Linked DNA regions of Mus musculus: region 2 is linked to region 1. A link is a loop called in an ENCODE intact Hi-C map of the cell type or tissue named here. Cell type or tissue: heart. All regions are shown on one strand. Region 1 overlaps Zfp704 (zinc finger protein 704). Region 2 overlaps Zfp704 (zinc finger protein 704).

Region 1 (4,000 bases):
GGGCCTTTTAGGCAGTTACTTCTTTGATTTTTGTTTTGTTTTAAGACAAGGTCCCACTATGTATTCTGTTCTGATATGGAACTCAAAGAGATCCACCTGCCTCTGACTCCCAATAGTGGAGTTAAAACTGTATACCACCATGCTCAGCTTGGTTGATTCTGTCTGTAAGCTAGGGTAATTGGTAACTACATTTATCCTGTCAAATGGTTGCAGCGTACAGCATCCCTGGCTCATAGTCAGCCTTAGGAACTGTGCTCTCACCCTTACGCACCCATTCTCCCTGGCACGGGGAGACACACCAGGCGCAAAGTGTTCTCACTTTCATGATCAGATGGCTCTTTTTTGTATTTTATTTGTGAGACAGGATCTTCTTACTCTATAGCCAAGATGGCCTCCAATTTGAAGCAATGCTCCTGCCTCAAGCTCCTCCAATGTTGGAATAACTGACAAATGCCACTATATCTAGCTTCATTCCTGTTATTTGGGTTGTCAATAAACAGAGCCATGTGGCCCACAGAAGACTGTGATATACTGGTCCACAGCTGTGAGCTGTCAGCAAGGGAGACTGGCTTTGTGCTAGTGTCCCGTCTGTAAGGTATGGGCAGGTATGGAAAGGCCCGCGCTACAGTGTCCCGTCTGTAAGATATGGGCAGGTATGGAAAGACCCGTGCTACAGTGTCCCGTCTGTAAGGTATGGGCAGGTATGGAAAGGCCCGTGCTACAGTGTCCCGTCTGTAAGGTATGGGCAGGTATGGAAAGACCCGTGCTACAGTGTCCTGTCTGTAAGGTATGGGCAGTTATGGAAAGGCCCGTGCTACAGTGTCCCGTCTGTAAGGTATGGGCAGGTATGGAAAGGCCCGTGCTACAGTGTCCCGTCTGTAAGGTATGGGCAGGTATGGAAAGACCCGTGCTACAGTGTCCTGTCTGTAAGGTATGGGCAGTTATGGAAAGGCCCGTGCTACAGTGTCCCGTCTGTAAGGTATGGGCAGGTATGGAAAGGCCCGTGCTACAGTGTCCCGTCTGTAAGGTATGGGCAGGTATGGAAAGACCCGTGCTACAGTGTCCCGTCTGTAAGGTATGGGCAGTTATGGAAAGACCCGTGCTACAGTGTCCCGTCTGTAAGGTATGGGCAGGTATGGAAAGACCCGTGCTACAGTGTCCTGTCTGTAAGGTATGGGCAGTTATGGAAAGGCCCGTGCTACAGTGTCCCGTCTGTAAGGTATGGGCAGGTATGGAAAGGCCCGTGCTACAGTGTCCCGTCTGTAAGGTATGGGCAGGTATGGAAAGACCCGTGCTACAGTGTCCCGTCTGTAAGGTATGGGCAGTTATGGAAAGACCCGTGCTACAGTGTCCCGTCTGTAAGGTATGGGCAGGTATGGAAAGACCCGTGCTACAGTGTCCTGTCTGTAAGGTATGGGCAGGTATGGAAAGGCCCGTGCTACAGTGTCCCGTCTGTAAGGTATGGGCAGGTATGGAAAGGCCCGTGCTACAGTGTCCCGTCTGTAAGGTATGGGCAGGTATGGAAAGGCCCGTGCTACAGTGTCCCATCTGTAAGGTATGGGCAGGTATGGAAAGGCCCGTGCTACAGTGTCCCGTCTGTAAGGTATGGGCAGTTATGGAAAGGCCCGTGCTACAGTGTCCCGTCTGTAAGGTATGGGCAGTTATGGAAAGGCCCGTGCTACAGTGTCCCGTCTGTAAGGTATGGACAGGTATGGAAAGGCCCGTTCTCCTTCTTTGCCTAAGCAAAGGATTAAGTTAGATAATAGATGTTTAGCATTTCGCACAGCTCCCAGCTTAAAGCAAATGCTACATGAGCGCCATGGACGACTTCCGTCCCCAGAACACTAGAAACTGGGAACACTAAAGAGGTGGAGGCAGGAGGATTTCAAGGTCATCTGCTGCCACATAGAAAGTTTGAAGCCGGCATTGGGTTCACAGAGACCCCTGTCCCCACACAGAGGAGATGTACGTAAATAATGATCAGTACTGGTTCTTGATACTATGGTGTGGTAATGTTTTATACTCTTGGCATAAAAGTCTTTGAAGAACACTGTACTTGGACTTTTTAGCCTGTAAGTACAGCATTTGTGAGTTGCTTACTGATAGGCTGGGAGCTGATAGTAAGGCAGGCGATGTATTATGCATCCCACAGCACACTGAAATAAAATGCCATTTCCTTAGGAACAGCTAGAAATACTGGTGCTAATTTTTCCTGTGCTCAGGAAAAGCAAGCACGCTGTGCGCAGCTGCAGTAGGCTAGAGAGCCCTCCAGAAACATGATGTCATCCTAATCTGTGCCGCCAAGGGATGAGCTCATCCAGGCGGGGCCTCTCGGGGCTGCAGCTGTGCCAGCTCCTGACTTGTGATGCTCCTCTTACAGGCTTGCTCACCCTCCCTCCCCTACCCTCCCCTACACCACCCCTGCCTGCTGTGCCAAAGAGACACTGAAGGATGAATTATTTAAGACCCAAGGTGAACTCCTGCCAAAGATAACCAGGCTTCAGAAAGCACTCAAAAAGGAAAATAGAACTGCATGGGCTTTTTTTTTTAATTAGATATTTTCTTTATTTACATTTCAAATGTTATCCCCTTTCCTAGTTTCCCCTCTGAAAATCCCGTTCCCCCCTCCCCCTTCTCCCCAACCCACCCACTCGGTTCCTGGTCCTGGCATTCCCCTATATTGGGGTATAGAGCCTTCGCAGGACAAAGGGCCACTCACTCCTCTCATTGATGGTCTTATAAAGGAAAGAACTAAGCAGTTTGTAGAACTGTCGTCAGTGAGAGGACAATGGTGTTGGTTCTCTCTGCCTCTGCTTGCTCTAGGAGCAGTCTGTCCCTCTTCTACTTAAATAATGGCTGAATCTGTGACCGAGTTCAGTGCTGGAACTGAGCCCGCACAGACCTGACCCTGAGCCCCATGGCTGTGGCAGTGACAGCCAAGCAGCTTCCTACACTTTTCCCATTGTACACTGCGGTGACCTTGATTTATGCGCCAGTCGTCCTACATGTCAGCAGTGTAGGTCACCATGGGAGCAGGTACTCTATGTGACCATGGAAACTGTCACCTCTGCAGACCTTAGTTTCTCTATCTATAAAGTAGGGTAATGCAGCCAAGCCTAGATCTGGAGGTGACTGAGCAGGAAGTGAAGACTGGGTGGCTGTCACTGAGCATGGTGCCCGGCCCACACCCTGTCCTGAAGCAACCAGTGCTCATTAATCCAATACCCATATTCTCAACTGCTGGGGGCGGGTGGGGGAGGGCATTAAAAGGAGTGTGTAAAGCTGTCATATTGTATATTTCTGAGAAAATTATTTACACATAATGTTGAATGTTTAGGATGGCGTCATATCATTCTGTGGCACACAGGGTCATTCAGAAGCCAGCCTTTCTGATAGAGCTTTCTGGTTCCTCTCCTGACAGTGTCTCCTGTAACAACAGTTCCCCCTCCCCATAAAAAAGTCTGTTTTGTTTTAGATTTCGTGGAAATGTTGAGTAGCCGCAGAGGGAACTCCCACACCTACCGTCCCTCTGCAGCAGCAGCAGCAGCTTCTGGCAGATTTTCATCTGCTTCCCTTTTTTAAGTGCAGTATTTTAAGAGCAGATTCCAGACATTATATCATTGTTCTCATAATACTTGAGTGTGTTCTACCAAAGGAAAAGCAGGCTTAGCCACGGCTGTGATGATCCCCCCTGCACTGGAATAGGTGCCTAGTTTTTGGTTTTTTTGTTTTGTTTTGCTTTCATTTTTATTTCTGTACTTTTCCAAGACAGGGTTTCTCTGTTTAGCCCTGGCTGTCCCAGAGCTCCCTTGTATACCAGGCTGGCCTCAAACTTACAGAAATCCTCCTGTCTTTGCCTCTGCCCTCTGCCCTCCGCACCCCCGAGTGCCGAGATTGAAGGTGTGGACTACCATTGCCTGCTCAGTATTTTCTGTTCTGATGATTCTCTAGCACCGAAATGAATCTACACTGTCACCTTTTATGATAAGCCATTGAAATG
Region 2 (4,000 bases), 73 kb before region 1:
GCTTTCATTATCATTAACTTTATTGATTGCAAATGTTGGAACACATTTGGGGAATGGATGGGTCCGATTTACTGTTAACCCCAGACAGGTGGGCAGAAGAGGCGGGGATCAGACCTGTGACCCAGCTGGTCCTTGTGCATCTGAGCATCGCACACTGGACGGTGGGATCATTACCTCCAGGGCTTTGAAGTTTTTATTATCTTAACTGTGACTCGTTCTGAAATTCTGCCTTAATAATTCCCTAAAGGTTTGTTCTGGACTAACCTGCTGGGACTTGTGGAAAGAAGGTTGAGAATACTGTAGTTTAACAACCAAAAACCTGTACTTTATATAGCTCTTATTTTAAAAAAGGGCTGCAGCCCCAAAGATGAGCCCTCCATAAAATGAAGCTACAGAAGATGGTGGCCATCTGACTCTCATGTGATGCACAGAGCGCACTCTTTCACACTAGGCAGCCTCGGATGTTGCTTTGAGATGGAAGAGTTCTGGGACCTTACACTTGTCAGCTGCATGAACTCGGAATCTGCCTGTTGTGGCCTTTTATAGGTGGGCTTCTGTGTGACACTGCAGTCACCCGGAACCCTGTGTGCTTATCCCGTAGCAACGATGGCCCTGCTTCAGACATTCTTCTAGTTCTAGGATAGCATCCGCCCCTAAAGCTAAGTATACCTACTGTCCTCCGCACAGAGCTAGTGTTCTGACAGCAGCAGCTCAGACCCCAGGCTGCTACCTGTGAAACCACGATAGTCCACAGGACAGAGCGGAATTGGGTATGTAACTGAGAACGGAGGATTGCAATTTTAAACAGGCATCAGGGCTGATATCCCCTGGGGAGATGTAAGGACAGAGGACCAGGAAGCAGCCTGCCGTAAGTTCCAAGTCCACGCAGTTCTGTGGCTTTGTGGTCAGGCTGGTGGCGATGGCACAGTCTGTTGGCCAACTTACCATTACTGTAACAGAGCGCCTCAAGAGAGTCAGGCTCCTTTCTTTAAAACAGCTCTCTTGCTGTGTTATCCAGCTTTGCCTAGAACTCGAGTTTTCCTGCCATAGCCTCCAGGCTGCGAGCTTTCCGGGCTGAGGGAGGAGATTTGCTTCCAGCTGTGGTGATATCATCAGTCCATCCTCTTGTTTGAAACACTGTGGCATGTATGGCAGAGGAGCCTTTTCATATCAGGCAGGAATGGGCAAGAGGCAGCAGGAAACAGACCCAGGGACCAGTTTGACCATCAGAGGCTTGCCTCCAGTGAAGGCCTTTCATGACACCCCATCTCCGCAGCGCCTTTTAGGTATGGGCCTTTGTGTGACCGTATAGCTCCTAACTACAGCAGCGGTGGGGGTGGGGAGATGGAAGGTTGGATAAGTTAGTTTCACAGGACTGAAACTGGGATAGGCGTGGAGGGAGGGAGGTGGTAGCAGCGAGTGCTCTGAGCAAGGAGAACGGTGACAGGGGACAGCATGTGTAACCAGGCAGGACACTGGCTGCAGGACTGAGTGCTGACTGCGGCAGTGATGGGAGGTAACTACATTCTAGACCTGTTCTGAAGGCCAAGTGCATAAGGCTACCACACGAGTGCCTGTGGCTGGTCCATTTAAACAGCACGTTAAGGCAAGCAGAACATCTGTTTAATGTGGCAAAGTCAAATTTGTGCATTCTAGAGTCAAACAGGGTTGGCCTCTAAGACCAATTTCTCCTTTGTCCTTACAGTTGCCTGGGAAAGTGAAACAGATCAAGGTGGCTGAGCTTGAATGGACTTTACTGAATTAATTCATTCTTTCTTTCTTTCTTTCTTTCTTTCTTCCTTTCTTCCTTTCTTCCTTTCTTCCTTTCTTCCTTTCTTCCTTCAAGGCTTTTCTAAAAGGAACTTAAAAAAAAAAAAACCCAAAAAACCAAGTTGTGTGTTTTCACTTACATAATGTTAATAGAAGGCCTGAAACTTAGCCAAGAATTCTGCACTAGAAAGCGGTGTGATAGCTTCCCGTCCTAAGTATGTTGCTGACTAATCTCTGAGAGAGCAAGCCAAGTCATGCTTTGCTGGGTAGTAAACTGTCGGGATAGTAAAGTGAGCCCACGTGATAGGAAACTGGGAACTTGCAACACTAATTAAGGAGAGAGTGGAGTATATGACTCCAGACCAGACCAGGCTTCCGGCCCCACCCCTCAATTTGATTTCTAACCCTGTGGACGCTGGACCAAACCAGACTGGTTGTCATAAGTCAGTTATGCTGTCTCCATGTGCAGCACACAACAGAATTCAGAGGGCCAAACAATTACTTGAAGTAAGAGCTAGTTTGGAAGCAGTTGGTTTTAAAGTGGTTTTTCTGCAGATATTCATTAGAACTGGGTAGATTTGCAATCTGACTTATTTTTCTGTGTATGCAGCATAAAATTAAAAGAATTTAAAGTAAGAGAATAGAGGACTGTTAACTATTTTTAGAAGTAGCTTTTATCCATTCTTTCAAGACTGATAACTTGAGCTGGGAAGATGGCTTAGCGGTTAAAAGCACTGACTGCATTTCTGAAGGTCCTGAGTTCAAATCCCAGCAACCACATGGTGGCTCACAACCACCGATAATGAGAGATCTGACACCCTGCCCTCCTCTTCTGGTGCATCTGAAGTCAGCTACAGTGTACTTACATATAATAAATAAATCTTAAAAAAAAAGACTGATAAGTCTTAGAGTCTTATGTGTTTTCCTCCCCCTCCCTCTCCGCTCCCCCCCCCCCCCCTCGTGTGTATGAGTGTTTTTGCTTGAATGTTGTATGATGAATGTCTGGAGCCTGTGAAGAACAGAAGGAGGAAGTGGAGTTAAAGACAGTTGTTAACTTCTATGCTGGCATGGGGCTCCAAGCCTGGGTCTACTGCAGGAGCAGTTAAGTGCTCTTAACTGCTGAGCCATCTCCCTGGCCAGGCAGTAATATTTTTAAAACAACAGACTCCACTGTTCCTATTGTTAGTGGAAGCCTTTTGTGACACATTTTTCAATCTTTAGGCTGATAACGGCTGCCACACAGTGTGTGATATATCATCTTTAGATACCAAACATATAAACTGCGTGTGTTAGGAAAGAAAGTTTTAGAAATAAATCCAAATGTATAACCTGTAATTGGAGATAGGCAGAGCTCTCTGTAAGAAGTTTGAAAGAGTCCTTGTGGCGTTCTGGAGCAAGATGAGGACCTAAAGGCTTGCTAGGGGACCCACTCAGGTGCCTTCATTGCCTGGTCTCAGCCGTGTTTTCCTTGTGGCCTATCCTGCATGCCATGTATCAGAATTCCTGTAATACATTTTATTATTCAGAAAGCCTCAGAAGGCAACTAGCTTTCTTCAAATTATTCCTGGAAATCACTTGCTCTCGAGCCAGCGCCTCCCATCTGACTGGGTGGGTGAGTAATATCACTTCAAGGCAGTGTTGACACACACTTCTTGCCTTCTCAGTTCTATAAATTTCGGGGGAACGTGTCTCAGAATGGGTGGGTCAAGGACGTGGGCAATGTTGGCAGCGTCCTCCTTGGTGACTCGTGTGGGTATCATTGCTCCAGAATCCAGGTGTTTTTTTTTTTTTTTTTAAATTAAGGAAGACTGATGTGCCAACCTGAGGACATTATTATAGGCATCTAACACTTAAACAGATGCTGTGAAGTTTTGTTTAAAAAGTTGCGATTTCTCCAAATGCATTCTATTATACATGTGCTGATTATTTTCTTTAGAACAACAGAAGCTGCTCATTGGAGTAAAGAGCCTGAGTTTTATTTGTCAGTTGGTAATTGGTAATTGGCAGTATTTTCATAGAACTGAAGCTTTGTTCCCTTGCAAGAAATTACCCTGGGTAATATGTGTGATGTGTATGGAGGAACTCAGGAAGGAGGGGCCGGAGGACCAGATAACTAAGGGATGCTAATGGCCAGTGGGCCTCACACTGCCAGTGGGCTCATTATTTGAAGTAATTTATTGTTCCTTTAAGAAGTACATATACATTAATCATGGAAAACTAGTAGAAAAAA

Evidence for each region. Peaks named below come from ENCODE experiments on the same cell type or tissue, not always from the same donor. Only the 100,000 strongest peaks of a DNase experiment are listed, where the experiment ranks them.
Region 2: it touches region 1 in a loop (1.9-fold over the local background); 3 of 42 quality-filtered maps call a loop at or near these places.

What each region holds. Positions count from the first base shown.
Region 1 is chr3:9,499,208-9,503,207 of GRCm38, reverse strand. The region is part of intron 2 of Zfp704 (zinc finger protein 704); the gene reads left to right. Among named protein-coding and RNA genes, the nearest start is that of C030034L19Rik, 98 kb to the right of the region's middle. In heart, no CTCF peak of the experiment used is centred here; DNase peaks (open chromatin) are centred at 2,297 and 2,927; H3K27ac peaks cover 1,860 bases.
Region 2 is chr3:9,571,865-9,575,864 of GRCm38, reverse strand. The region is part of intron 1 of Zfp704 (zinc finger protein 704); the gene reads left to right. Among named protein-coding and RNA genes, the nearest start is that of Zfp704, 36 kb to the left of the region's middle. In heart, no CTCF peak of the experiment used is centred here; a DNase peak (open chromatin) is centred at 2,044; H3K27ac peaks cover 636 bases.